Regions from separate parts of the Homo sapiens genome. Here region 2 is linked to region 1. The links are chromatin loops, found by intact Hi-C in ENCODE. Cell type or tissue: GM12878. All regions are shown on one strand. Each heading gives the region's core, and the rest is flanking DNA. Links, peaks and the distances in the headings are about the cores only.

Evidence for each region. Peaks named below come from ENCODE experiments on the same cell type or tissue, not always from the same donor. Only the 100,000 strongest peaks of a DNase experiment are listed, where the experiment ranks them.
Region 2: it touches region 1 in a loop (3-fold over the local background); 2 of 110 quality-filtered maps call a loop at or near these places.

The regions. Positions count from the first base shown.
Region 1 is chr12:24,733,588-24,748,865 of GRCh38, forward strand. All of the region lies in intron 1 of LOC124902897, which reads left to right. Among named protein-coding and RNA genes, the nearest start is that of BCAT1-AS1, 79 kb to the right of the region's middle. In GM12878, for the core only: no CTCF peak of the experiment used is centred there; DNase peaks (open chromatin) are centred at 7,122, 7,834 and 8,984; H3K4me3 peaks cover 442 bases.
Region 2 is chr12:24,813,154-24,828,431 of GRCh38, forward strand. It overlaps BCAT1 (branched chain amino acid transaminase 1), which reads right to left. Exons shown (of 11, transcript NM_005504.7): 11 at 1-4,896. The coding sequence ends at 4,855. BCAT1-AS1 (BCAT1 antisense RNA 1) reads left to right here and starts at 6,705. Exons shown (of 4, transcript XR_007063245.1): 1 at 6,705-6,794; 2 at 8,627-8,786. RefSeq lists enhancers at 8,847-9,046, 9,437-9,486. In GM12878, for the core only: no CTCF peak of the experiment used is centred there; DNase peaks (open chromatin) are centred at 8,828, 9,198 and 9,608; H3K4me3 peaks cover 370 bases; H3K27ac peaks cover 1,992 bases.

The sequences.
Region 1 (15,278 bases), core at 6,635-9,134:
TATTCACAGTGTTTGACAGTTTTATAGATGAGGATGAGATGATGCTGACAGACACATGGCTTTATGGGAGAGAAAGAATGGAGGCCTCACAGGCCAGTTAAAGGGATATAAAGGAAGTTCATAAAAATCAGTGGTGAACATTTTGTCCACATAGTATAGTGTGCCAGGCAATAAATGTTTCTCCTCTTTATTGCCTACTAATGAGGAGGCATTTGGAAGGTGGTTGAAGGCTAAATACCAGAAATTAGATTCAAAGAAAGCTGCCCAAATGCTGTCCTGTTTTTGCTAGCACTCCCTGAGGTGGAGGAGACTTACTTTCCATTCTGCCAATCAGCATCAGGCCCTCCAAGTGGGAACAAATGGCATCAAGATTCATCCTGGGTATATCCCCTTTCAGACAAGAGTTACAGAGACACAACTTACATTGAGTATAACAGGAATGAAATTTTGACCATATAGGTAGAAACCAGGTACATCAATAAAACTTTGACCTGATATGCTTAGGAGATGAAGAGCAGGCTTCATAATACTTCTTAAGGAAGAATGGTAAGAGTCAACCCATCTTATGGCTCACACCCACCTATCACACCCATTCTAAATCTACTTGGAGATGACAGAAAAGGTCTTACAGTTTCTTGTAATAGGTACTGAACGAAACAAGGAAACTTTAGCATTCTCAGAGAGATTTCTCCAGGACAAACTCCCAGGTGAAACCATAGATGAGGTGTTGATGAGTACCTGGGTTCTTATTGCCCTGGTTGGACTTACAGTGCTGTTGAAGGTAACAAACTGGGCAAAACCTTAAGACATTTTCTTGATAATGACCACCAGGTTCCCCTGAGTAAGCTGGATCCTCAAAGAAGGTTAATGTCTGAATCATCCAGAGAGTGCAAACTTTGCAGCCATGGCAAGAATGCAATATATCTGTGGCTGCAGAGTCAAGGGGTCCCTGAAGTTTGAAATAGAAGTAATGATGCCCCTGCCACTTGATAGAGAGCTTTTGGTGGAGAAAAAAGAAAAAGATGGGAGAGGGGAATTTGTTTGGTTGAGCTGTGAGCTTAGTGTAAAAGACAATGTTTCCTTCCAGAGCAAAGGGCATTTATGTAGACTTCTTACTATGAAAGATCCAGGTGTTCTATGTACAGGTTCTTCTCCTGAAACACAACCTACTACATATTTGGGTGCCATCTAGCCCTCTTTGGCTCATCCTGTGGGAATTAGGGCTCAGGGGGCTGAGGGCTGTGTTGCTGCTGTTGGTAATAAACTGTCCTCTGTCTCTTATCCAAGAGTCTTGTGTCCTCTGTTCACATTTATGAAATGGTGGCAGGCTAACTTAGCTTGCAAGTAGGGTAAAATTTCAGCCCCTTAACAGTTCTTGACACCAGACAAATTTATGACTTCTGTAAGAATTTAAGAATTTGAATACATGCATACTGTGTGTGTGTGTTCTAAAGTTGTTGTTTAGGAAAATGTATAAGATAGAAACACTTCACAAAGGTAAGTAAAATGGCAAGGGGTAAATGACAACGAAATATAGCTCTTCCCTCAGAGCTAAGTTTAAAGCTTTTCTTGTTCTATTGCCTGAGACCCCACCATTGAGCTTTCACTTCCTAGATTAAAGAAAAATTGACTTGTAAATATACATGCTCCTGGGACTAGAATACACTAGGCCAGCTAGTGGTCATTCAAAACTCAAGATAATTGAACCAAGCCCCTCCCTCTATCTAATTGGAATCATCAACAAGAAAGAATAAGATGTTTGATGTGCTTGTAGAGGGATAAGTGAGGGGAGGTAGAACAAAAAGGGGAAAAAAGAGTAACACTGAGATAATATTTAGCCTGCATTATCGCACCTGATTTTAGCAGTCAGAATGCAGTACAACTGTAAGACATCCCAGAGACACGTATCCAGAAAAGGCATAACAAAGACGATAGTGGGTAGTCACCAAAGACAAACTGTTTCCACATCCCTAGAGATCATCCAGTGACCATGGATATAAAGTGACTGGAAGAGTCATTGAGACTGATCTGCCACATCTCAACTGTGCACTCTGGACCAGGTTTTAAAGACAAGTTGTATAGTAAGTTTGGACAGTTCAAACATCTTTTATCACCTTCAACTCCACTTTTTAAGAATTGACATAATCTAGAGGTCTAATTTTAAGAAAAATGACAAAAACATTTGTTGCTTTCATTTGAAAGACTAATATTGAGAATCCAAGCCTTGACAAAGTTAAGATAGCTCAAACTGTGTGAAATTAAGTTTATTATTACAATTGCTAAGTGAGTAATTTAACATTTTTCCAGCTGGGTAGAAATAAAACATTATTGCCTTGAGACTTTGGAAAATATTGCTAGAAGAAATAGGTTTATAGATCTGTCATACAAATCTTATCTTTCTGTAACTGAGTTGTAACAAAAATATATTTCCTTCAGATAATCAAAAAAGACAGTCTACAAAGTGATCCCTTAAATCCATTAACTTTTTCCCCTAGATATAAGAACAATGCTCTGCACGTAGTAGGAATTAGTAAATATATGCTGATTCGAATTGAATTCAATGCTGATTCTAGAGAGAAGGATACATTAGTTTGAGTTCTAGGTTCAAACTCGCTTAAGTACATACTTTCTTTTAATGTTTTGCTCTACCAAAATAAATCAACATAAAATTTCCTTAATCAGTAGCTGCTTTGAGCCTATATGTAACATTTTGCCATCACAGGATCACTTAGCACTGTTCTGGATTTGATGCCTCTACTCTATTTTTTTGACTGTAAAATGTAAATACCTATTCAAAGATAAGAGATGTCATATATGATTCCATATATTAGGACTTTATTGTGCAAATATGTATTCAAAGATAAGAGATGGCATAAATTATTCCATATGTTAGGACTTTCTTGTCTATGATAGTAAAGTGACTTAGTTTAAGCAACCAAAATTGGGGAAAGAGTGGGCAGTTGTCAAATAAGGTCCCAAGAATCTTTCAGTTCCATGACCGTGTTGTTATCCTATGTCTCTGAAAGCCTGTGGCTGTGGCAGTTCACAATGCATAGTGGCATCATTTCCTGAGAAGGGAAAAGCTAGGAAAGAACAGTATTGGAGTGTGTGTGTGTGTGTGTGTGTGTGTGTGTGTGTGTGAGAGAGAGAGAGAGAGAGAGAGAGAGAGAGAGAGAGAGAGAGATTGAGAATCAAAGGTTAAGAATTGTAAGAAATGCTCTGTTGAGGAAACCTAACGTACATCCAAATCTTGTACTTTACCTCCTTATGCAGTGTGGTCCTCAGTGACAGTCTCATCAAAGGTTCTCAGTTACATCGTTTTATCCTACAGACAATTCACTACAAACACACAAGGTATACTTATAAATATAAATTTGACTCAGGAATTACTAGGCTGCTATAATAGATGTTGAGTAGGAGGGACTTTTCTGTTCTCCAAAATTGCAGTTATGATTCAAAGCTCAGGGTAATAGTGCAAAGTGCCCAGTCCAGAGATGGCCACCAATGAGCTTCTGACAATTGTAATCGGCTGTATTAGAAAATACATAACTGACCCTGTTACCAACAACCACTACCGTAACTCCTACCCCACAGTCAGTATTTAAAAAATGACTGAAGATGATGGGAGGATATGGACAGTCAACCTCATAGAACACTATAATGTAGTTATTTCCTTCCCTTCTTGCTTCCTCCTTCCTGTATGTAAATTGAAGGAGCTAAACTTTGAAGAGGGAGAGGAAGATGTTACACAGTGCCGCAGCTTGCCTCCTTCCCCGCTTCAAACTCCTTAATTCACAAATCTACCCTATAATGAGGAAGGAAAAAAGTTTTAAACTGGATATAAGATTGAAATTTTAAACAGGTCTGGACTACGGTTTAACTACTGGTGATTGGTAAATGATAAAATATGCCCAAGATGCTATTAGGAATAAGAAAGCAGGAATTGCTATAGTATAGTAAAAGTCAGTGTTTCAGCAGATAAAATTATTTTACATAATATACCTCAATAATTTTAAGACTCTAACTATTATGCTTCACATGAATCAAAAATCATATGCTAAATTTTGTTCCAACCACAATCACTGCACATTAACAAAAGATAAAAAGAAGGCCCGAGATATCTGAGAAATAGGATCCATTTACAAGTGCATTTCTCTGCCTGCTGCCATTGAAGCGTTCTTCTAAACATTTTCTGCTGTCTTTGTGATAATGCTCAGATCTAGAAGATCTCTGTTTTCAACTGGGGGTTGTGAAGGAACACACTCATTTGTGCACGGCAGGGCAAGCAGGGGTGGGCTGCAGGAAAGAGGAAACCCACATGTATTGAGTACCTACTATTTACCAGCTAGATGCCTTACATATGTGATCTCATTTAATCTTCAAAGTGTGGTTTAGATAGTTAGATCAATAGATGGACAGACAGATGGATAGATAGACTCAATTATTAGAATTAAATGTTAGTGAGTTTCAACTAAAATAGCTCACTGTAGTGGGTTTAATTTTTTTCAAAGCCAGGATGTTTATTTTTTTTAAATGACAGTTTTGAGGATATAAGAATTTCCCACTATTATAGCCACATAAACCTAAGGCATGTTGCCAGAATCATCTACAAAATCAAGTATAAAACTAGAGCGAAAGAAAACCTAAGTTCTATTTCTCTTTCTTGACAGTTTCCTCAACTAGGAAATGATGAGATTGGTGTAAATCTCTATGGTACATTCCAACTCCTGCAGTCTAAGATTTTTACATGATAAAGTGAAAGGATAAGCTAAAAAGTTCAGTTGTTTGTATAAAGCAAATCTAAATTAGCCAGGTCTAAGGTTATGTCCACATAATGTCACCTAATCAGTTGAAAAGTGAGTATTTCAGCCAAACCATAGATTTGTTATTACATAGTGGACCAACGGCAGTACATGAGAACCATACTAACAAAATGCACTATTCTGCAATTTTTAAAAAGACCAACACAAAAAAAACTATGTATGTAGATATGACCTAAGATTTCTGAGTTTTCTCAAGTCCCACAGTCTTCTTTCCAATAATAAACAATACCCCAACAAATTCCCTTCTAGGAGCGCAGTGGCCCTGGATACCAAGTGGCATTTCCTGTGGATTCTTTTCCTGGGGGAGGCCTTTGAACATCAACATTTTGAGGTTTCATGATGTTGAATGAACCTCATTGAATGCTAAGGCTTAAACTGATCTTAGTCTAAGTGTTTCTTTTTACAGATGGGGAAACTGAGGCTCATAGCCTCATTTCTTATCCTGCAGTATAGCATGAATTCCAGCAATGTTGGCTACTACATTTTGATCCCTTTAAGATAATTAATTTTCTTAGAAAATATTAAGTGCCCCATGCTGGAAATATTAAGTGCTACTTAAGATTGGAGCCAAAACTACCAACATTTTCTCAAAAGAAAAACATCTTTTCCATAAAGACTAGAAATAATATGTTGCAGTGAGGAAAAAAGATGTGGAAAGAGGAAACATAATAAAAAGAGGGGATTTTTTTTTTTTTTTGGTGATTTTGATAAATTTTTCATCAGGTGATTTGTCATTTGTTGAGCTGTAGGCAATAGAAGGATAATTTCAGACTCCCCTAGGCTTCACATTTGATTTGGAAGAAACCAAAATGGACTTTTAAAAAAATAAGTTTCTAAAAGGATACTTTGTTCTTTTTCTCTGAAGTGAGTCCAAAATCAACAACAACAAAAATGGAACTGTTAAGGATGGAATGTCTTAATCTGGATTAGTTTAGTCACTGTTTAATTCAATTTAATTTAACTCAACAAAGTTTTATTGAGTATGTGATATGTGTAATGCACTATCTTTTGTATTTTCCTGTCTCATGACTGTGTATCTCTGAACTTCAGAAGTTAGTCAAATGAGAGGTGGCAGGGTGTGTAGATTACAGTTTAGGATAATATTTGGCCCTTAAAAACTAAACTCCACTTTCCTGACTGGCTAGATTCTAATGGGGATGTCACATTGGAGAAATATTTGGCAACACCAAATGTAAGTCAGTGTTATTACTTACATTACATTACTCACACTTTACTTAGTTAATGAGCCCCACGTACTCAATATTCCAGTGGGATTATGTATACGTGTGGGTGGGGGTAAGGGGTGCCCCATTCTCTTGGTTGCCTCAGAACTATAGTTCCAAAGCTACATCCAAAGTATTTAAACAAGAAATACTACAATAACTTCATATTAATCTATCCAGAGCAATCCTTCCAGAGGTTTTATTGAAAAGGGCCCCACCTTTATAATAGCAGAAACATCAACTGTCTTCCCAGTTTACTCCTCTCAAGCAAGTGGTAACTTCAAAGTCTGAAGTTTTAACCCAGACATTACTACAGCTGAGAACTTTACATTCCAGTCACTGTAAATTTGGATTTACAAATATAAACAAAAAGACCAGAAATGCAAATATTAAATTTCTTTTAGTTCTGAGTTTGCAAAATTGATGCTAACAGTCTATAGAAATTTTGTATTTATTAACATAGGTGAGAAAAGATTTCCATGAGTTATTGTATTACAGTTTTGCATGTAATTGTTAACTCCCTAAATATTAATATTTGTGTAAAGTGTTAAATTTACTTAGCATTTTGTTCCCCCTAAGACATTCAAAGACTTTACAGATATTAGCTAATTAAAACTCAGCCCATTACTGAAATGCAAGAAGCCCTAGGAAGTATAGTCCACAATTAAAAGATGCAGAGGGCCAGGCGAGGTGGCTCACGCCTGTAATCCCAGCACTTTGGGAGGCCGAGGCGGGCCGATCGCTTGAGTTCGGGGGTTCGAGACCATCCTGGCCAACGTGGTAAAACCCCGTCTCTACTAAAACTACAAAAATTACAGGGCATGGTGGTGTGTGCCTGTAATCCCAGCTAATCAGGAAGCTGAGGCAGGAGAATCGCTTGAACCCGGAAGTTGCTGTGAGCTGAGAGCGCGCCACTGCACTCCAGCCTGGGCGACAGAGCAAGATTCCGTCTCAAAAAAAAAAAAAAACAAAGCAGAAAAAGAAAACCAGGAAGTGATGAGTCATCAGGTCCAACAATAAGCAGATGGCATATTTTAAAGATGCTTGGGACCAAAGGGAGAGAAGCCACAGAGTTTCCTGTCCCCACAGGTTCAAGAGTTCATTCTGGAGTAAGAGTATAGAGAGGAGAACTAGTCTTAACAGTTCTGGTCCTTTCTAACACAGAAGATAACAGAGGAAATCCCATTCCAATCTTACCAGCACTCTCAGCCAATCCGACACAGTGCTGTGGAACCACCCATCCTGCAGAGACAGAGGACCCAATTGTAATGATGGCCAGCTTTTGTAAAAAGACTTTCTATATTATTTGTTTTTGCACTACAGTTATTTGTGCATCATGAAAAATAAACTGCAGAGTCAAAAAAAAAAAAAAAAAAAAACGCCAAATCTTGGCTCTGCCCCCTACTAACTGTGTGATACGTAGTCACTGCACATAAAGCAGGTTCAATTCTTTTATCTGAAGAATCGAGATAATAAAACCTATGTCACTGCATTATTATGAGAATTAAATGGTAAAATATAAAAGTGGTTTAGAACTTAATGGACTCAGAAATGTTTTTCTTTCCAAAATGGATCTTTCTGTGGGTAGGGTGGCGGGGGTAGGGTGGGTAGGAGTTGAAGGTTTGTGTTTGTATAGATACGTTGTTTGCAACCGAATTCAAATTTATCTGAAAGATCCTACTAGAGCTCCGGTTATTTTCGAAAGTCAAAAACTAGGTCATTAGCAACTCAACTTGAAACTTTCTTTGTTAGCATTGCTACTAATTGAGAGGTTATCATTAAGCACCATGGCTCGGTTCAACTGGAGCTCAAACAAAGGGGAAATTTTGAGCAATTACCCAGGACTCGGTGTCTAGAACCCAAAGTCAACTTATGAAATGCTTTGCAAACAATGAAGCATTAAGAGGAACTCACTGCCTCGGTAGAACCTGCTCTTGTTGGTACCAAGGGACAAAATGCAACTCGCTGCAGTATCCAGACCCAAAAGGGTTTTCTCAAATGGACTCTATCTCTTGAGTCAAAATTGTTTTTGCATGTCACTACACTGCCCCATCTCATCTGGCTTTTCCACGTCTCTTCACAAAAAAGAAACTTTTGACTAGAAATAAAACACTCCCAAATTGCTTTTTCCTTTACCAGGACTAACATAAAACACAATTATAATGGAAAGCAAGAGGGAGCACCAAGAAAGAACCAAATCTTTAATTTTTATTTTTTAATTTTGACATAAATCTCAATTTTCTGGTTCTTACAGGAATTAGAGGCACTTGAAAATTGTAGGGGGAATGTAGAAGTCCTAGGCTGACAACAAGAAATACATATTTCTTGCCAAAAATGTCTTCAGAAAAATGAAAACCAACATTCTGAAATTTCCCAAATATCTATTAATATTGATTGCAATTTCTGATTGCAATGAAACCAAACATAAAAATCTTTCAATGGCCCCACAATTAATCTTCTTTCTTCAGGACAGATACTCAAACAAAATGAAATAACTATTTAGGTTCAGCCTGTTCAATGTTCTGATTTAATTCTGGTTTATTAGTTTAAAAAAACAAAAAAAACCCATGAGTTTAGGTCTAGCTGAAACAAGTTCCCTAGGTTTTCTTTGAAAGATTTTAAGCTCAGTTCACAGTTGAGTTAAAAAGTAACAAGAAAGTCAGGGTCATATTAGGTTTATCAAATCCTACAGTTCTTAAGGTTTGGGACTGAAAGGTGCTTTCAGGCCCAATCTTGGCTTCAGAGACCCGGGAGGTTCACTTGGGTGGACAAATACTGAGACAACAGGCTGAGTTTTATGCAGTACCTTTTAAGTAAGGAATGAAAAGGGAAGCAGCCATCTGCTTTGTGAGAAATGAAGGAAGTGCCCCAGTCCCCTGCAATTCAATCTGAGAAGTCACTGCAGTGTGGCTTCCCCCGAAACTTGAGTTCCTGGCAGTGGAACCAATAGACCGTGGGGGTTGGGTAGGGGAAGAGCAAAGACAGTCAGTCTCCTCATGTAAGCCAATTTCTTCTCTTTACAACTCCTCCCACTTTACTCAAGGCCAGTCTCCCAAGACGTGCACCCATACACCCATCTGTGCTGTCAGGAAGAGGTGTCTCCCACCTCTTCCTCACCTAACTCAACTTAAATGTCACGTCTCAGATAGGCTTCTTTGACCATCTCTTTTGAAATTTGATGTTCACATAATACAGGTTCACGTCTTCCTGTATTTTTCCTTTATTGCTCTTATTAACAATTGTAGGAACCAGGCTTGGTGGCTCACACCTGCAATCCCACCACTTTGGGTGGCCAAGATGGGCAGATCACTTGAGTCCAGGAGTTCAAGACCAGCCTGGGCAACATGGCAAAACCTCGTCTCTACAAAAAATACAAAAATTAGCCGGGTGCAGTAGCCTGAGCGGGTAGTCCTGGCTACTCGGTTGGCTGAGGTGGGAGGATTGCCTAAGCCTGGGAGGTTGGGGCTGCAGTGAGTGGTGATCCTGCCACTACACTCCAGCCTGGGTGATAGAGGGAGACCCTGTCTTTAAAAAAAAAAATTATAGCTACACAGACTCTTGTGTGGTTATGGCTCATGGTTGGTTTCCTTCACTAGACTATTCATTCTATGAGGCTAAGAAAAATAAGTATTTTTTAAACTTCTATTCCCAGCCCCCAAGCAGAGGGTTTGGTATATAGTAGATGTCCATTAAATAATTGTGGAATAGGTAGCTCTCTGCTCTCAAATATCAACCTCATCTTTTGATTGTTTTTCCCATATTCAAGTCCCATTTTATATTCTAAATACCCTTGGATGTATTACACCTTTAGCAATTAGCAGAAATAATTAAAAATATCACTTACTGAGGCCTTAACATGTGCTGAACATGGAACTCAACACATCATTGACCTGTAATCCCAGCACTCTGGGAGGCTGAGGTGGGCGGATCACATGAGACCAGGAGTTCAAGACCAGCCTGGCCAACACAGTGAAACCCTGACTCTTCTAAAAATACAAAACTTAGTCAGGTATGGTGGTGGGTGCCTGTAATCCCAACTACTTGGGAGGCTGAGACAGGAGAAATGCTTGAACCTGGAGGGGAAGGTTGCAGAGAGCCAAGATCATGCCACTACACTCCAGCCTGGGTGACAGAGAAAGATTCCGTCTCAAAAAAAAAAAAAAAAAAAAAAAAAAAAAGACATCATTGACATTATTTCATGGAATTTTCTCAACACTGTGAAGTGTGTAAAATTATTGCTGTGTTACAAGTGAAGAAATCAAGGTTGGATTAAGCCTAGAGGGGAAGTACCGCTTGGCATGGAAGAGAGAAAGAAGGGTTGGTGAGGAGCATGGAGACAGTGAAGGTAGGAGTGTGCCAGCGAACATTCCTTATGTCATAATCCCCCAGTCAGCCCCGTCTATACCACTTAAGAGCAATGCATATACCATATGTGTTGCTGCTGTCTGCAGCATTAAACATATATTCCATAGTTGAATCCCTTTTCCTGGTGCTCAAAGGAAAGAGAAAATAACAGATCAAAGGAGAATGCTGAAAAGATATTTGACTCTCTGGCCCTTATTGTTTAACACCTTTTAAATTTGTTTTTTTCTTCTGTGTCTATAACACTGGAGCTAAGACATGGGTGGCCAGAATAGATAAGCCTCTGGCCCTCTTCCAATCCTATGATTCTACAATTCTATGTTGCCATAATAATTTCCACTATATTCTGTCAATGTGCTCTCACTTCCCTTCAGACAGGATTTATCTGGCAACTGAAGTTGGTCCTGACAACATCTTAAAATGCCTAAACTGATGGTGTCTCTAAGATTTTTCTAACCCCTATTTATATACCGTCAAGACAAATATGCAGGAATTCGGCAATCAGAAAGTTGATTTCCACCATTGTGACAGCCACTGTTTTTTAACGTTTCATTCCCATTCTTGAAGCAATGGTGGGAAGCAGCTCCTCTGGAATTTGTCACGTAGCACTTCAGCTCTTCCACGACAACTGGTATGCACAGAAGATTGCAGAATATGCCTTCCTCCCGTGCCAAGGCATCACTCTCCTCCCTTTCTCCTTGTTAGTCATTTGTCGGGTTCTGTAAAACTGCATTGATAAGGTGCTGCTTTAAAGGTGCCAATTATCTATTTTGTTGTAGTGTAATTTTTTAAGAAAAGGATGCTGCTAGTTATCCTCTTCTTGATGTTTAGAAGAGTCTCAGAGGGTTTTGACTAAGGGGACTGTAGTTATTTTGGTGTAACTTGCAGTTGTTCGGTGAGAGATAGAGTTGAGGTATGAAGACATTTGAAGAAAAATAATGGTAAACTTTTATGTTTGAGTGAAAGTAGAGAGAGATGTTCTCTTTGGGCAACATACAACTCCAATTTGGATGGAAAAATATGAGGACAAAAGTTACCTTGTTCAGGTGAAGATGTGCCTGGAAGGAAAGAGAGCCTTTCCCATGAATTTTGTTGGAAACTGCTCTGCTTTTGGTCACATGCTCCGTGTACTCCCACAGAACACACAAGGGATGAAGGCCTGACCTTTGAAGTCAGGATTAAATTCCCATCATTTAATCTAAATGTATTCGCCCATCACCACTGAGAAGCAGGAAGCATCAGATGCTCTGCTGTGAGCCGACTGGCATCCTCTCCCCTTTTATTTTGCAGTATTTTTCTCTTATAAACCTCTAGTTATTTAAGACCTGGTGTTTGACAGATCAGTAGGGTGACTATAGTTAACATCAGTCGATCATACATTTCAAAATAGCTGGAAGAGAATAATTCAAATGTCTGTAGCATAAAGAAAAGATAAATATTTAAAGTGATGGGCATCCCAATTACTCTGATCTGATTATATGAATGTATCAAATTATCACATGTACCCCCAAAATAAATACATCTAATTTTTATATAAAAAATAAATAGCCTAAAAAATAACTAAAGTGCTATGTTTTAATAAAAGAGGAAAAAGAAGTGATAATAACATACATATTACATCATCATTTCTGATTTTACATGAACTTTAAAGAAGAAAAATCCATAAATGTGCCAACAGAAAATGTTAACAAACCAATCATCTCCATTTTGGCCATCATCACAGCTTACAAACACACACACAAACCCACATACACATGCACAAAGAATGGAGGGAACAATGAGTTAGAAAGGAAAAAAATGTGAGACATATTCACAATATAAATTCTACAAAAGGAATTCAACAAACCAGAGCTTTTGGCTTAAGTGTGCTTTTAAAAATATTTTTGTTTCAGGAGAATCTCTTGAACCCGGGAGACAGAGGTTGCGGTGAGCCGAGATCGTGCCATTGCACTCCAACCTGGGCAAGAAGAGCAAAACTCTGTCTCAAAATAAAATAAAATAAAATAAAATTCGTTTCATTATTAATATTTTATCAAAAAATAATAGTTTTAGCACAAATTCCACTTTTCAAAACTCACACGGCTCCAACACTAAGGTTATCTTGTTTGGCATTAGAATAGCTCATGTCTACATTAAAGCTGGAATCTTAGAAATGACATAAACAGGCCTTTTTCTATAAAGATAAAAGGCTAAGCTTTAAAGGATTTTATATTTATAGATAAATGTTTCCATAGTAATCAGTACTATAAAACTTGCTGGTGTCAGCACTCCTTTGCATACAAAAATGGCTCATATTAAAATGAGCTAGATTCAGAGAATCAAATGTAGATTCTTTTACCTTAAAAAAGCACAACTTTTGTGAGAAGGGCAAAAACCTTACTGAATTTTGTTGGAAACAGCTCTGCTTTTGGTCACATGCACCGTGTACTCCCACAGAACACACAAGGGATGAAGGCCTGACCTTTGAAGGCAGCACGGACCATGATGAAAAGTAATTTACAACAACACACTCATTATTACATCCTCAGATGATGAGCTTGGAGCTATGCATTTTAGATTTTTCCCAGTGTCTGAGGTCAGTTTTGTTTTAGGAAGCAAGAAAGTTCAGGAAGAAAGAAAACAAAGTTCAGAAGGAGGCAAGATTAAAAAGAAAAGAATACAACACTAATGCTTTAATAATAGAGTCAAAAATTCATGAAATAAATGTTACACGTAAGACAGTATAAAACTGGTAAGAATTCTGTTTTTAACATTTATGACTATCCTAACAGATATAGAAACATATCTTCACTAAAAAACATGCACAAGGAATGTTTGTAGCAGTCCTATTCATAATAGCCTCAAACTGGAAACTATTGAAAGTTTACCAACAGATTAGATATTTTGCAGTCTATTTATGAAATGAAATACTATAAAACAAGCATGAATAAACTATTGCTATATGCAGATACACAGACATAGTATAGAACCAAAGAAAGCAGGCACATGGAGGAGAACTTAGTATATGATTCTATTTACGTAGAACTCAAAAATGCACAAAACTAATCTATGGGTTAGAAGTCAAGTGATTGCCTGGAGGGAAGGCAGCAGCTGGGAGGGGAACAACAGAGGTTTCTGGGGCCCATATTTTCTTTTTTAATCTGGGTACTGGTTACAGTAATGTGTTCACTTTGCAAAAACTTGTCAAACTGTGCCTTCATGATTTATGCACTTTTTTGCATGTATATCATACTTTAATAAAAAGGAAAAAACACAACGTTGAGGTGGTCTGAGTGTTTTTCAATAAATATATATAAATGTTTCCATTGTAATCAGCTCAGCTTTATCTGTCCTAAATACCTCCTCATTTTTGTTTCTCTTGGCCAGTGAACATTTGACACTCCTAAGAGATCACTTTCATAAGGCAAATGCATGTGTGTATGTATGCACACTTCACCCTCAGTTACCCACATTTTTATGACATCTTTGGAGGCACATATTCAGTTGTTCAGCCACCCCAAAGCCTCCAAAATCTGGGACCTTGCTGGAAAAAAAAAAAGCAATTTTAAAATAAATATTGAACCGATCCTGGACTGTGTGGTGTTTGTGTTAACACCTCACAAGAGAGTGGAGGGCAGGCAGGGGAGAGTGCTTCCATTTCCAAAAGGCTGCCTGCGGCGCCCACAGGCACTAATGGGACCGGGCTGGGGCTCTGAGACATTGCCAGGTGGAGGCAGGACAATGGGTACCCTGAATCCCCCGGCAGAAGGCTTTGGTCTGTCATTTTCTGGGGTTTCCATGTGGCACTCAAGTGTCAGATAAGTAAAAAAATTAAGTGGGAACTTTTAACAACATTCCATTCCTGGACTTTGTACTGCTCATTCTGCAAGGCTTTTGACTGAGAGAACCTATCTTTTTATTTTCATTATTTTAAAAAATTTTTCAGAAGAAGAGCTAGCTATGAGGACAAGGCAGTGAGGAAATAGTGATAAAGAGTGGCATCACTAAAGCCTCTTTCCCTAAGTGACTGTGTGACCTCAGGCATCATCCTGCATCTCCAAGAACCTTAGCTTCTTAGCTGGGGGCATTCCTCATATGACTGGTATAAGGAATAAATGAGATAATAGTAGAGTCCGCAGGTCATTATCTTCTGGCACAAAGCACACCAAACACGCAATAAACATTAGCTATTATTGCTATTATATTATTGCTCTTGAAATGTTTTCAACTTCGTATCTGGATTTTTCCATTGCATGGGGCTTATATAAATGGAATCCTGGCTGCCCCTATTTGAAAGTCACCAAACGTTATGTCTAATCTTCAAATAACCACAGGTACTCTGGCAATTATTTTCATGGCTGAAAGTTGAACACCCAGGCACAGAACCATTGTGATAGAACAGCGACGTGTGTAGAAGGCCTGTCTCCAAAAAGATCACAGGAAAGAAGCCTTGCAAACCTCAGCTCTCCGTTTGTTTGTAATTTTGCTCCTTTTGGTCTCTTCCACTCTCCCCCCTCACCCCTTCGTTTTTCACATCTGTGCTTGCTTCCTGACATTAGCATAAGTTTGGGAGTCAGGTTGCTGGGGGACTAAGAGGCTGAACTTAAACTAAAGGGGATCGTCGTGAAAGGAAGAATGAAATCGAGGACTAAATGAGGGGACTGTGTATCGGCAGGATTCATTCGTGCGCACACATAATACTTTTGGATGGTCTCCTGAGATGGGCTGCGTGGCAATTTTGCTGCCTGTATTCAAATATATTTAATAGTCCTCATTGCATTCCTAATCATGTAGCTCATAAGGGAATTTCTGCCCTGAGATATGACAGAGAGGCACAACAGCCATAAGGAATAAATGTTGGCAACACAAAAAGTAAAATATTTTACCTGCA
Region 2 (15,278 bases), core at 7,654-10,153, 81 kb after region 1:
ACCCACAAACACTACTATAACTACTATACTCTGTTGATATGTTTCATTATCAACCTCCCCAAATTAAACATCTGACAAGTCTTTTATATATGTATGCTGAAGAGAAAAAATAAATCACTTTCTTCCACCTTTGAATCTTTAAAAGGGGTTTGTGGTAATGATAAAAAATTTATCTCTTTCCACACATTTAAGACCTCATACTGTGCAAAATCATGGTTATATGAAAGTTATTTTCTGAATAGCTGGATCCATCACCTTCAAGCTAATACTTTAAACAGCATGGTTCATAATAGATATTTTCTAGAAAAATTCACTCTAGGATCATTTTCTTTGTTTATTTCCATCTAATCTGGCTTTGCTGAGAAAATCAGCAAGGATGCTGTAATCTGTGGTGTTAATTTATTAGGTGCACCATGATAACTCAACATTGTTTGAAAAGAATTCAGTCAACACATGTACTAGGTTGGTAGTAAATAGTAAAGAAAGAGAAGGTAATTCACACCAGATGAGGAATGGTGTGAACACTAACCTAAACACCAACCTTATTAAGTAGTTTTGCACTAGAAGAAAGGAAGGAATTAAAGAAGGATAAAGTTGCTTTAAAAATGAGATAAACTATTCATTGATTTCTTGATAAGAGATGTGTTCTGGCCTTCTTTGCTTATGATCTAACTATTCAGCTATCTAACTATGCTTTTATAGCTACAATCAGTTCAAGTAGTAGAATACAAACTCCATGAGGGTAATGTCTATATGCCATTGATTTCTTAAAACTAACTTCCTAATCTCTATTGTTGGTTATGTCAACATTTATCAAATGAACTATTAATAGAGTCTTCATCATCTTTGCCAAGTAATAGGTAATGCTCATTGAAAAGCTGGTACCCTTTGCCTCCTTTTGTGGGGAGATATCTGGAAAATAGCTGAACAAACTCTACATGTGGCGAAACAAAGTGACAGTTGTTATAAAATGTCTACTAAAATTACCTGCTAGCATTACTACGTATAACTGAAGTTTTTGCATATCCGCATAAGAAGAAATCCACATTACAAGGAAAAGTACTTTGATAATTTTAGAGTCAAGACATGAAATAAGGGATTTCTCTAACCCTTAACTCTTCTGCCGGCTTACTTGGTACCTCTGATGAATATTTATTGCTCTAAATGTTTTAGAAACTATCACTCTTTGAAAGTGAACAAACAATGTTTTCTGCTGAAAATTCATCTTTCCCAATCATAAGGGGAAACCAAATATGCAACTTGAAAAAAAAAAAGGAAACAGAATATAGTGACTGAGCACTGAGTGGGATTGAAGAAAATAAATGAGCTTATTTTGGCAGCTGCTTTCATAGCACAATTCCCCAAAAGCAGAACTGAAACTGTAGCTTTAATAAAAAGCTCCAACAATTCTTTTGACTAAGATATACTCATTAATTGCCTCCAAGTGTTCAAGACTGCTTGGATTTGAGGCAAGCAAGACCACTTGCTTAGGTAAATTTTATGAAGCAACAAAACTAATATGGTGAAGAATTTTAACCCAAGGTGTAACTTAGGTTTCCCATGTCTTCAAGAGAGCTGACATTGCATGTTACCATCTAGCTGATGTTACGCTCTGCTTTCTTGCTACTGCCTGCCTCTGCCTCTGTTTGTTTTTTTTTTTTTTTTTTGTCTTACATTTTTTCTTACAGCAATCTTTTGAGAAAAGAATAGAGAATGTTTACCAGGTAGAAAAAACCTGATTCCTTAACAAGACTTCTCAGTCACTTGTTTCTCTTTCCCTTTCACTTTTCCTTTGTGCTTTTGAAAACAAAGGCTAAAGCAGGTGTTATAAATTTATTCATTCCTGTGCTAGAGAGCATGGAACACATCTCTGAAGTCAACTCTTCTTTTGGTGTATCACGAGTTGAATCCTTAATAAATGACTGCCACAAAGAAAATTTCTAACAGCAAATCTTTTTAGGAACTGCTCAGGTTTTGCCTTTGTCTTGACACTTCATTTTAAAATCTTGGTTTCTACTGATGTGTTTTCAAAAAAGCTGACAAGCTCGGTCTGAAATGTAGAAACTGAAAAAAGTGAAAGGAAGAGAACATGCAATATAAGTTAATCATTATCATTTTAAGTGCCACCAGTTCTGTTTATATTAATGCACTTGTGAATTGCTGAATCTCATTTGATCAACCCAATTAAACATTAAATAATTGCAGCCAATTATGCAAATATCAGCAACAATATTAATTTGTTGATCTTTTTGAGCAGATTAGCTTCACATGTTCCTAATGCTAGACCATCTTATGCCTTAAACGATCAATTAGTGTGACAATAACTAAGTCTTGAAGAATGGATAATTGCCTAGTTATAATGTGGCACTCTTGCTGTATTAATCCACTGCAATTAAACAAATAGTGCACAAGGAAAAAAGATGTGCAGATGTTCCTGTTAAATCTATTTAACAAGAAAGCGTCAAGGTCAATTTCCTGTCTTATTACTTAAATGACAATGGTGGATTGTGTTCTCCTTATCAGGAGACCTCCAGTTTTTAAACATCTATCCTTAGTTTTCACTGGGTCTGATGAAAAGGGCTTAAAAATGCTCTTGAGGTTTTATGAAAGAAATGATACAAACATAATGTTCTCTAACTTTCACAATGGACAAGTCTCGCCACAATAAATTTGGAGATGCAAAGTATAAAATGTGTTGATGGCAAATAAATAATTCTCATTTCTCATAGGAATAGAAATTTAGTTACTATGTACCACTAGACAGTTTAAATTACCTGCAACTTTTTCCTAGACTACTATATGAAGAATGAGGTCAAAGGAGTTAGCCAAGGCGAAAGCACACCCTTAGAATGTTGCTCGGGGTACACAGTGCGCAGGCGACAGTCAAGAGCACCTCAGGCCTGAAAAGAACAGCTTCTCCCAAGATTTCAGATCACCAATTAAAAGCCCCCTAAAAGATATTTTTATCATTCCTTTTCATCTTATATTTCTCAATTTTCATTTTACTATCCCTGTCTATAAAAGACCCTATGGCTAAAAGTTTTGGAAAAGAATCAAAGCCCATTTTCTATGTGTTGCTAAATGCCTCAAGGAAATTTTTCCAATGCATCAAACTTTTAGAATCCTTTTTATTTTCCTTCTCTGAAAAGAGAATAAAATATGTTCAGCAAGAAGGAAGTTATGAGGACTGAGGGAAACCAAAATACAATGTCTGAGAGTTGACCTTCCAAGGAAAAATGTTTTCTGTCAAGATTTGACTTTCCTTAGATAAACCACAAAGGATACAATTTTAACTCACAGCTCCTAAACAAGGAAAATATCACCCATAGTAGCTCTCCCTGCATCCTAACCACTTGCTCATCAAATCTCCATTCAAAGAAAAGAGCACCTGCAAAAACAGAGTATAAAAATCAGAGTATGCCTCTTTGTTTTCTACCAAAAAAAAAAAAAAAAGATTTATTTCTGCAATTAACACTTGACATAAAACATTTGTCATTTCCATTTGGTTGGTATGATATCATGACCTCTCTCTAGAGCAGTGGTCCCCAACATTTTTGGCACCAGGGACCAGTTTTGTGGAAGACAATTTTTCCACAGACTGCAGGGTGAAGGGTGGTTTCAGGATGAAACTGTTACACCTCAGGTCATCAAGCATTAGATTCTCATAAGGAGCGCATAGCCTAGATCCCTTGCATGCAGAGTTCACAATAGGATTTGTGCTCCTATGAGAATCTAATGCTGCCACTGAGCTGACAAGAGGTGGAGTTCAGGTGGTAATTCGAGTGATGGGAAGTAGCCATAAATACAGATGAAGCTCCTCAATGGCCCACCACTCACCTCTTCCTGCTGTGTGGCCCATGGCCTGGGGGTTGGGGTCCCCTGCTCTAGGGATATATCTTCAATTCCAAGATAATTCTAATACAATCAATATGAAGTGATTTCCTAAACTAACTATGCTTCAGAGTATCTCTAATGACTTAGTAGCTCATGGAAAATAAAGACAATATAAGGTAAATCTATACACTGTCAGAATCAATCACAAATTCTAATAAAGAGGTTTCATAATATAGAAACAAAGAAGGTACACTTCTATAGAAGCAAAATGTTCACTGATTCATTATAAAACCATTTACTGAGTACCTACTATATGTCAGCCATGGGGGATACAAAGATCTATAAGGCACAAGACCCTCAGTCTTGTAGTCGCCTGACAGCCAGCCAGCTACAACATAATGTGGAAAGGACAATGGTGGGAAATGCACTCAGGTCTTCCTAATGCACAGAGTATGCTCAGGCTGTGACATCAGGAAGAAAACAGATATTTACCTTAACACGGACTTGGAGGACCTTCAAAAAACAGTGATGGGAGGAAATCCAGTTTTAAAAGTCTTGATTTAAAAAAAAGAAAACACTTTCTGTGGATAAAGATAGGCTGCAGGAAATGTAACCTATGAAATTTTCTCAAATTAGCTTTCAAACACACACAAAAAATTGCATTTGTTTGAGGAGCAGAATGTAACTTATATTAAAGAATAAACTACTATTTAGTATCTGAGTGAAGTACAAAAGGAGGCACTAAAATCATTGAGGAAAATCCCATGTTATATGGCTTACATTAATGTTTTTCTAGGTAAGGTAAGGTAAGTTACTACTACCAAGTTATGAAACACCATTTGATGATTGCAATTCATTTTCTCTGGCATGAAGAAACAATCACTCTTGTAACACATTGATACTACAAACTACATTATGCACAGGTAGCCAAAGAAATCTATCACAATTCAAATGCAACAGTCTGTCCCAGTAGCATACAGTTGGTATCCTCTATTTTCCATTGTATCCTCTATTTTCCATTCAGGATAGCACAATTGTCCAGTCGCTCTCTTCTCTTCCATACTGCAACAAAAGCAAGAAAACGTGTTTCAGTACAGAAGCTAACAGGGCAGAAATAGCTTACAAACAAACTTAATACCGCCAAGGTTACACAAAAGGTTCGCTTCTGCTTTGAACAACATTTTCACATTAAACATGTTCACATTAAAAACTGGATTAGAGAGAAAGAGAGGAAAAGAGGGACACCATATAAAACATAAGATAAAAGCATACATAGGGAGTTTTTTAAAAACCAAATACCTGAAAAGAATTACAAATTTTACAATTATTGCTGAACTCAAATTCATAGCTGGTATAGGTCCTTTATCTATTTAGGTACATGCCTTTTCATTATCATTTCTCATTGAGTTAACTTGCTTAATGACTGTGACTTTTACTGTGAAAAAGTGATCCTCAAAGTGTATTCTCAGACCACTAGCATCAGCATCACCAGACAACAAGTTAAAAATGCAAATTCCCAGACCTCATCTCAGACTGAATCAGAATCTGGGGATGGGTTCCAGCAACCTGTGATTCAGCAAGCATCAAATGATTCCGACATGCACTAAAGAGTGTTTTATGCTCATAAACAAAAATATGAAGTTGACAAGTCCCATGGATTTTAACAGAGACTCTGTTCTCTAAATCAAAGTTGTTCATGCTGTGTTAGCATTTTTCTTATTTCTTCAAAAGTTATGTAACTGTATCATAGTCAGAATTTCATTCTTTGCATCAGCAAATACTTTGGTTTAAAAGCAAGCCTGAATTTTAATATTCAAAATGAAATTAAATGAAATAGAGATATTCCATACATCACAAATAGAAAGCTAGTTCTATATTCATTCATTCAATCAGTCAGTCATTCAACAAAAATGCCTGTGTTTATAATAAGTTCTCACTCTGTGAGCAATTAATGTAGGCCAATGTCATCATGCCAGGAGTTTTACAGGCTTATTACCTCATTTAATACCCACAGTAACTGTACATAGAAGGTACCATTATCAATCCATTTTATGAATGAGAAAACTGAATATTAGGGAGATTGAATAACTTGCTCAAGTTTGCAGTTAACAGATGGAAGAGCCCAGACCCTAACCAAGCTCTCTCTCACAGCAAATTCCATGTTCTTGACCACCACCAAGACTGCTCGCCATGTGTTCACCGAGCCTTGTGTATTGAGACTGACTTGGAACAGATCTTTCCAAGCCAGTGTATCAGGCCACTAAATCTGTCACTATGGGTTTGCCTAAATCACTCAGACTATGTCTATTTTCACACGAAATGGCTCTTCTAGTCCTAATTTAACTTTAGTTTAAATTAATATAAAACATCAGAATTTCTGAACTAGAAACAATGTTAATAACCATCTAAAAGGTAGGAGATGACTCAAATAAGTGGGGCTCTGGATTTTACTTCTTTACTTCAGAACAATCCTACTTTTATCCATTTTGTATATTGGGATTCCAGGAGTGATCTCTTTTGAAGAAAGTTCTGCTGCATAAAAATCAAGTGTAAGGAGCAATGAATTTTAATCCAAGCTTCTCATCTTACATATAAGGACACTAAGGCTCTAGGTCACCCTTAATTTTGACAAGCCCAGTTCTCTGCCTCTGTCTGATGTTCTTTCTCCTATATCACAATGTACATGTGCTGTGTTTGTCTTAAAGACCTCAGAGAGCAGAATCTATCCAAGTGGTAAAAATACTGGCAGCCAAGAATGGGTCTACCTACCACCTGGTAGTTTACATGCAAAGGGGAATAAAGGAAGCCAAATGACTGTAAGTTTCTTGCATAATCCACACCAGAAAGCATTGCCTACAGACTGTAACTGCCCGCTATTGACTCTGTTGCTTCATGATGAATGCTGGATGAAACATCTTCAAATTCTACCTGATTTATGTATGATGTCAACATGACTTAAGGTAAGGGCAAAATATGTGTTTTATTTTCCTTACTTGGATTCCCATTAATATATTAAACACTTTCACCATTAATAACAGTTCATTGGCATTTTAGCAGATCTACAGAACTGTGATTCATGACTACTGTCACTTCATCTTGAATTTCATCAGTTAAAGTAAATTTGCTTTCAATTAGTTGTTTTAGTTTTATAAATGATCAAAAATCAATTTTGATTACAATGACAGTCGTAGGCCACATATCACTCTGCGAACCTGCATAATATGCACTAAGCTTTACTCTTCTCATTCTGTAATTTATGCTTTTATGTAAAATCATAGCATTCTGAGAAGTGCCCAAGAAATGTGATATTACAGGTAATTCATAATGTCTAGAAGTAGGCATTTAGTAATCAGATTTTCCATTTGGCTGATGGATAATGCAATTTAATTTTTCAAGGGAAAATAATTCTAAGTAGAGATGGCAGATTTAAGCAGAAATAGAAATTATATTATTTCCTTAAGAGTAAGTAAGTATACATAGAGGGAGGGAAAAGAGAAAACATGTCTTCATGGACTAGGATGTCATTATACTCTTGTCATTATACTCTTGTCATTGTCATTACAAAACAACAGTGCAGGCTCACACCTTCAATGTTTGGTAGGGCGGCTGTAAGTCACACTTACTTAGTTTTGTTCACTGGAATCAGAGATGGTGTCAAAGCAACGTGGCAAGTCAGGTCGAGCCTGCGGGATGGTATTTTGAGCCCATGTGGAAGACTTAATGAAATGTGCAGAATTTTAATCTTTTGCAAATTCCAGCGAGAACACTAAACTAAAACACGACTAATGACAAGTTCATTACCTCACATTCGAGGTACATAAGGCAGATAATTTCATACGGCTTTGCTAAATGCCTTTAAATTCCTGGCAAAACAAAAGCACAACCTGCATGTCATGCAGTCACTCTACGCAACGCCAATAAAACTATAGTCAGTGCTGCCTACCAGGTAGCAATCTGTCATTCTTGCTCTAAACCCTATTGAAAGGCTGTGCAAAGCTTTGTAATCCTGTAACACGTGGAGGAGGATGTGCTGGAAACAGAAGGGGCTGGGAAGCTGGTCCAGGGACTGAGTCACACGAGGGCAGTCTGGAAACAAAGTTTGTATGCACACGGAGGACAGCTTAAGACATTGGTAGGGAAGGGGGTGGAGCCTTTAACTTCTTATGTAACTAAGTCATGGAGCTGCTCCATTGAAAACAAGAAAAATACAATAACCACTAATAGTCATTTGTCCTTGAAAACTGTAGCCACTAGTGAGAACATAGATTTTTTTAATTCTATCTGGTGACCTGCAATCAATACAGATCCTGCTCCTATCTCATTCAAGCTGCCCCTTTCCTATGCTTCAGATGTCCATCTCTGGATCTTTGCAGTCGCTGCTTCCCACTTTATGGAGCTTCAACAGCAGCAATGCTGATTATTCACACATGCTCCCCCTGATACTTAAAAGCCAGGCTCTAGCTTTTATGTGATTATTTGTTGACAGCAGTGTCAACATGTATCTCATTTTGAAAAAAATCTAAATCAAGATCTCTTAAGAAATAATTTGATATTATTCAAGACCTTCCTCCCATCTCTTCTCGGAATGTGTTAATATACAAGAGCAATACATGTTTTGCTCTTTAGTATTTGTTTGGTGTTTCACTTGCCCATTCACTCCTTCAAGAAACATTACTGCATACGCATTATACCCTAGGCTCTGTGCTGAACACTGGAGGTATAAAGAGAGTGAACGATTCAAACAGCCCCAGAGCAGAGAGAAGTGCATGACTAATTATAATGTAATTTAAAGGCCTTACGGGATCATCCCCAGCACTGTGAAACTGGAGGAAGAAGCAGCATTCAAGTGAGTGAATGTGTATTTGGACTGAGCAAAGGGAATATTCTTCAAGAGAGATTCAAAAGGCTTCTGAACGAGATGAGTCATAAAGGACAGCCAAGGCCTTATCCAGGTGAGCAATTTCTAGAAGGTGCAGCAAAACCTGGAGGCATCAGAGAGCAGAACACAACTGCAGAACAGAGGACCCCAAGTGGCAGAGGCAAAGGTGAGTATGATGGTGAGTAACTGGAACAGTAAGGAATTTAACAGTAGAGAAAAGAAACACGTCGACAACACGGCCAATGCTCTCCAAGTTTAAGTTTGGTTAAATATAAACACAGACGTGCTTTTCTTTGTTGCTTTAAAAGAAGAAAAAGGAAAAACGAAACTGTCATTTGAAAAATTCTTCTCTTAGGAGGTATTTATAGAGCAATCTAAGACCCAGGGAGTTATGTGGACAATTAGCTAAATGGGATGAATACTTAACCTCAGAGATTATTACTCATATGCAGAAGTACAGAAGTTGAAAAGTCAAATCTGTGGTTATGAGGGAATTTTTCCCCTGAGCCATACTGGCAAGAATCTTGAAGGTTTTTTCGGTGGCTGTTGTTGGCCTCTTCTTCAATTTATCAGAGCACTTTGTAGAAAACATCCATGCTCCCATGTCATGCCAAAAGTAATGAAATGTAAAACATGATGCAATTCTATGCTTTTTCCTTAATAATTACTGAAATTTATTTTTCTTGGAGAAACAGACAATCTAGGAGCTTAGCTGACAGCCTCAATTTGCCATCTTGTAAGAGTAATTTTGAGACTTTAAGTTCCATGCACATAGGCATGAGATAACTGAGACGTGCTCTTCAATTCTGAAGGGATGGTCCTTTGTTACTAAACAATTTGTAGCACATTTGGTAGTTCTGGTTTGTGGTTAGTTCAGAACCACTGTTTCCACCTGTCCTGTGATTGCATGCCTTTGTTTCTTTGTTTAGTATGAGGTTCTGAATATATCATTTAGTTTTTTGTGTTAACTACCATTATACTTTACTACCAACGGTGAAAAAAGAAATTATTCATTTCTTATTGGCCATAAGCACTAATTTATAGAGGGAGTATATAAAGTTAGGGAGAAAAGGTTTTTTCCCCGTCTCCCATCCTCTGCTTAAACTATATATTTTACTTTTAAACTTTTTTACATGGTCTCACATTTACACTGAATATTTGTTTTGACTTTTTTTTTTTTTTCATTTGTTTTGACTTCTTTTTTTTTCAGATGGGGTCTCACTCTGTTGCCCAGGCTGGAGTGCAGTGGTGCTATCATGGCTGACTGCAGCCTCAACCTCCCTAGGCTTAAGGCATCTTCCCACCTCAACCTGTAGCTGGGACTACAGACATGTGACACCATGCCCGATTAATTTGTTTGTTTGTTTGTTTGTTTGTTTGCATTTTTTTGTAGAGACAGGGATTTGCCATGTTACCAGGCTGATCTCAAACTCCTGGGCTCAAGCAATTCTCACGTCTCAGTCTCCCAAAGTGTTGGGATTACAGGCGTAAGCCACCATGCCTGGCCACCTTCTTCATTTTTTTGCCCCCTTTTTCTTGAGTAAACCACCAGTACCTAGAATAGCCCCTGCATATGGCTTGCACTCAATATACACATTAAAGAGTTAAACAAGAACATTTACTTTAGTCACTAACATTCTGATATGGTTTGAATTTGTGTCCCCACCCAAATCTCATGTGGAATTGTAATCCCCCATGTTGGAGGAAGGGCCTGGTGTCAGGTAATTGCATCATGGGAGCAAACCTCCCCCTTGCTGTTCTCATGATAGTGAGTGAGTTCTAAGGAGATCTGTTTGTTTTAAAAAGTGAGTGGCACCTCCCACCCTCCCTCTCCTCCTCCTGTTCCCACCATGTAATATGTACTGGCTTCCCCTTTGCCTTCCGCCATGACTGTAAGTTTCCTGAGGCCTCCCCAGCCATGTCTCCTGTATGGCCTGCAGAACTGAGCGTCAATAAAACCTCTTTTCTTTACAAACTACCCAGTCTCAGGTAGTTCGTTACAGCAGTGTGAGAACAGACTACTACATATCCTTTTGGCTTCTATAATCTTACTTTTAAAAATGCTCTTTCTGAGAACTTTGGTAATGGTTTCCCATCTTACCCCAAAATTGTGTGTTTGGGCTTCTCTTTCAGTCACTTTCAGGTTTGAATGCACATATTTTGTCACCATTTCAATTTTGATGAGTTGCATTTCTGCTTTTGCCTCCTAGAGTTTCCTTCCTCAGTGAAAGCTTCATGATCATGTCTGCCAAACACCTCCACTTAGATCTTTATACCAATTCAATAGAGTTCAATTTTTCTCAGCCTAGTGACTACGTTTTCCTTTTCTATTAATCCTTTACAGCCAAATCAAATGAGTTTACATTTCCTTCCTTCCTTCCTTCCTTCCTTCCTTCCTTCATTCCCTCCCTCCCTCCCTCCCTCCCTCCCTCCCTCCTTCCTTTCGAGACAGGGTCTCTTTCTACAGTGAAGGCTGGAGTGGAGTGCTGTGGCACAATCATAGCCCACTGCAGTCTCACATTCCTGGCCTCAAGTGTTCCTCCTGCCTCAGCCTCCTGAGTAGCTGGAACTACAGGTGTGTGCCACCACACTTGCTATTTTTTTTGGTTGTTTTGTGGAGACTGGGTCTTACTATGTTGCCTAGGCTCGTCTTGAAGTACTAGCCTCAAGTATTGTTCCTGCATCAGCCTCCCAAAGTTTTAGGATTACAGGAATGAGCCATCATGCCCACCTAAATGTTTTTATTTCATACAATCTCCAAGAGGTAACCCTGAAATCTTATTTGGTGTATTAACTGCTACAGAATGTACAATTTGTTTAAGAAAATACTGTATAATTTGTTCAAGAAAATTTTCCAAAAGGGTCTTTCTTTCTTATCACTATGGGCACACTTCTCTTAAAAATTTCTAAACTCCTGATTTTTAAAATTTTAATTAAGATAAAATACACATATATAATTTACCATCTTTACAATTTTTAAATGTTCAGTTTAATGGTAATAAATACATTTATATTCTTGTTTTTTTCCTTTATCCTCTACTTCCCACTCCCCTTCTCGGCCTCTGGTAACCTCTAATCTACTCTCTGTCTTCATAGGATCTACTTTTTTAGCACCTGCATGAGAACATGTGATGTTTGTCTTTCGGTCCCTCGCTTATTTCACTTAACAAAATGGCCTCCAGTTCCATACATGTTGCTGCAAATGACAGGATTTCATTCTTTTTTATGGCTGAATAGTACCACATTGTGTGTGTGTGTGTGTGTGTGTGTATATATATATATATATATATCTTTATGCCACATTCTCTTTATCCATTTATCTGTTGACAGACATTTAGGTTAATTCCATATCTTGGCTATTGTGAATACTATTGCAATAAACATGGGAGTGCAGATATCTCTTTGATATACTAATTTTTTTCTTTTGGATATATACCCGGTGGTAGAATTGCTGGATCACACGGAAGTTCTAGTTCTACTTTTATTTTTGGAGGACCCTCCATACTGTTCTCCATAGTGGCTGTACTATTTATATTTCAACCAACAATATATGATGGTTCCCTTTCTCCACATCCTCCCAGCATCTGTTATTGCCTGTTTTTTTTTTTTTTTTTAATACAAGCCATTTTAACTAGGGCAAGTGGATTTTACATTGTGGTTTTGTTTTGCATTTCTCTGATAATTAGTGATGTTGCGCATTTTTTCATGTACCTCCTGGCCATTTGTCTGTCTTCTTTTGAGAAATGTCCATTCAGATCTTTTATCCATTTTTAATCAAATTTTTTTTTCTGTTGAGTTTTCTAATCAGGTCTCATGCCCATTTTAAAACCAGATTACTAGATTTTTCCTATACAGTTGTTTGAGCTCCTTATAGACTCTGGTTATTAATCCCTTGTCAGATTGATAGTTTGCAAATATTTTCATCCATTCTTTGGGTAATCTATTCCCTTTGTGGATTGTTTTCTTTGCTGTGGAGAAGCTTTCCAGCTTGACATAATCCCAATTGCCTATTTTTGCTTTGATAGCCTATGCTTTTTCAGGTCTTACATAAGAAATCTTCGCTGGCCAGGGACAGTGGCTTATGCTAGTAATCTCAGCACTTTGGGAGGCTGAGACAGGAGGATCCCTTGAGTTCAGGAGTTCGAGACCAGCCTGGGCAAGATGGTGAGACTCCATCTCTACAAAAAATTTAAAAATTAGTGGAATGTGGTGGCATGCACCTGTGGTTCTAGCTACATGGAAAGCCAAGGTGGGAGAATTGCTTGAGCCCAGGAGGTCAATGCCACAATGAGCCAGGTTCATGCCACTACACTCCAGCCTGAGTGACAGAATGAGATCTTTGCTTAGACCAATGTCCTGAAGCATTTCCTTAATGTTTTCTTCAAGTAATTTCATAGTTTCAGGTCTAAGATTCAAGTCATTAATATACTTTCATTTGATTTCTGTGTATGGTAAGAGAAGCGAATCTAGTTTCATTCTTCTGCATATAATTATCCAATTTTCCCAGCACCATTTATTGAAAAGACTGTCTTCCCCGTTACAGTTCTTGGCACCTTTGTCAAAGATGAGTTGGTTGTAAACATGTGGACTTAGGTATCTGGGTTCTCTATTCTGTCCCACTGGTCTACTATGTCTGTTTTTATATCAGTACTATGCTGTTTTGGTTATTATAGTTTTATAATAAATTTTGAAGTAAGGTAGTGTGGTGATTCTAACTTTGTTCTTTTTGCTCAAGATTGCTTTGGCTATTTGGGGTCTTTTTAGCTCCATATACATTTTAGGATTGTTTTTTCTATTTCTGTGAAGAAAGTCATCAGTATTTTAATAGGGATTGCATTGAATCTGTAAATTGCTTTGTGTAGTATAGTCATTTTAACAAAATTAATTCTTCCAATCCATGAATATGGAATATCTTTCCACCTTTGTGTGTTTTCTTCAATTTTTTAAATCATAGTTTTATACTTTTCCTTGTATAGATCTCTCATGTCTTTGGTTAGATTGATTCCTAGGTATTTTATACTTTTTGTGGCTATTATAAATGGGATTGCTTTCTTGATTTCTTTTTCAGATTGTTCACTGTTAGCATATATAAATTCTACTGATTTTTATATGTTGATTTTATATCCTGCAACTTTACTGAATTCATTTATCAGTTCTACAGGTTTTTTGAGGGAGTCTTTAGGTTTTTCTAGGTGTAAGATAATGTCATCTGCTAAGAAAGCTAATTTAACTTCTTCTTTTCCAATTTGGATGCCCTTTATTTATTTTTCCTGCCTATTTGCCCTGGCCTCTAAACCTCTGTTTTGGAAAAAGGCTTTCATGTAATCTAGCCAGTTATGTATTTTTTGTTCTATTTGTGTTCTTTATTTGAGCAAAACTGTAATAATTTATTATTTTCAGATTTACTCAGGCAACCTTAAAAAAATTAAAATGCCTAAGCCATCCATGCAGAAATTTTTATTAGCTACTCTTCAAATTACTTGTAAGTGTTGCTGTGTACAAAGGTAGAAAACAACTCTGACTAAATTTTATTTCTTCCAATATTAAGATATTCCTTTACTTAGCTTACAGAAAATTCTCATAGAAAACCTTTGCTGGAGAGCAGAAGTATGGCAGCTCATTGATTAAAAAACCACAATCAAGGCCAGGGTGCGGTGGCTCATGCCTGTAATCTCAGCACTTTGGGAGGCTAAGGTGGGCAAATCACTTGAGGCTAGGAGTTTGAGACCAGCCTGGCCAACATGGCGAAACCTCGACTCTACTAAAAATACAAAAATTAGCCAGGCATGATGGTGCATGCCCATAATCCCTGCTGTGTGGGAGGCTGAGGCACAAGAATCACTTGAACCCAGGAGGCAGGGGTTGCAGTGAGCTGAGATTGCACCACTGCACCCCAGCCTGAGCAACAGAGTAAGACTCTGTCTCAAAAAAACAAACAGAAACAAAAACACACTTTCTTTCTTTTTAATACTGTAAATTTGGCAGAAAACTTGCTGAGTAAGTCTCTTTTAAAACTGCCTTTTAAACTCTCTTTTAAACTTTTATTTTTATTTTATTTCCCTTTTTTTAGAGGAAGGTTCTCACTATGTTGCCTAGGCTAGTCTTGAACACCTGGCCTCAAGCGATCCTCCTGTCTTGGCCTCCCATAGTGTTGGGATTATAGGTGTGAGCCACTGCACCCAGCCAGAAATGCCATTTTTATCACTACCCAAGGACCTCCATTGCTCTCTGGAGGCCTGTTGCATTCTCAGCCACCTTTAAGTTTCACTTAGTTTCATGACTTAATGCCATCCGACATCACTCAAATGATCAAACTTTATTTTACTTTTCAATGTAAGTCTCAGGCCCTCTTGGATATTTTTACTAATTGACAAGGATAGTAACTGGCTTCAACAAAGTCTTCTAACTTGTGAAATGCTTGCAAATTACAGGATAATCTCTTTTCTGAGTAGCCCAGTGTTATCTGGTATTTAGCATGCCTGCTTAACTGCCTGATGAGGCATTACTGTAGATTATTGCTCAGAAAAAAAATAGGCAAAACAAAGTTAGCAGTATGAAAAAATAG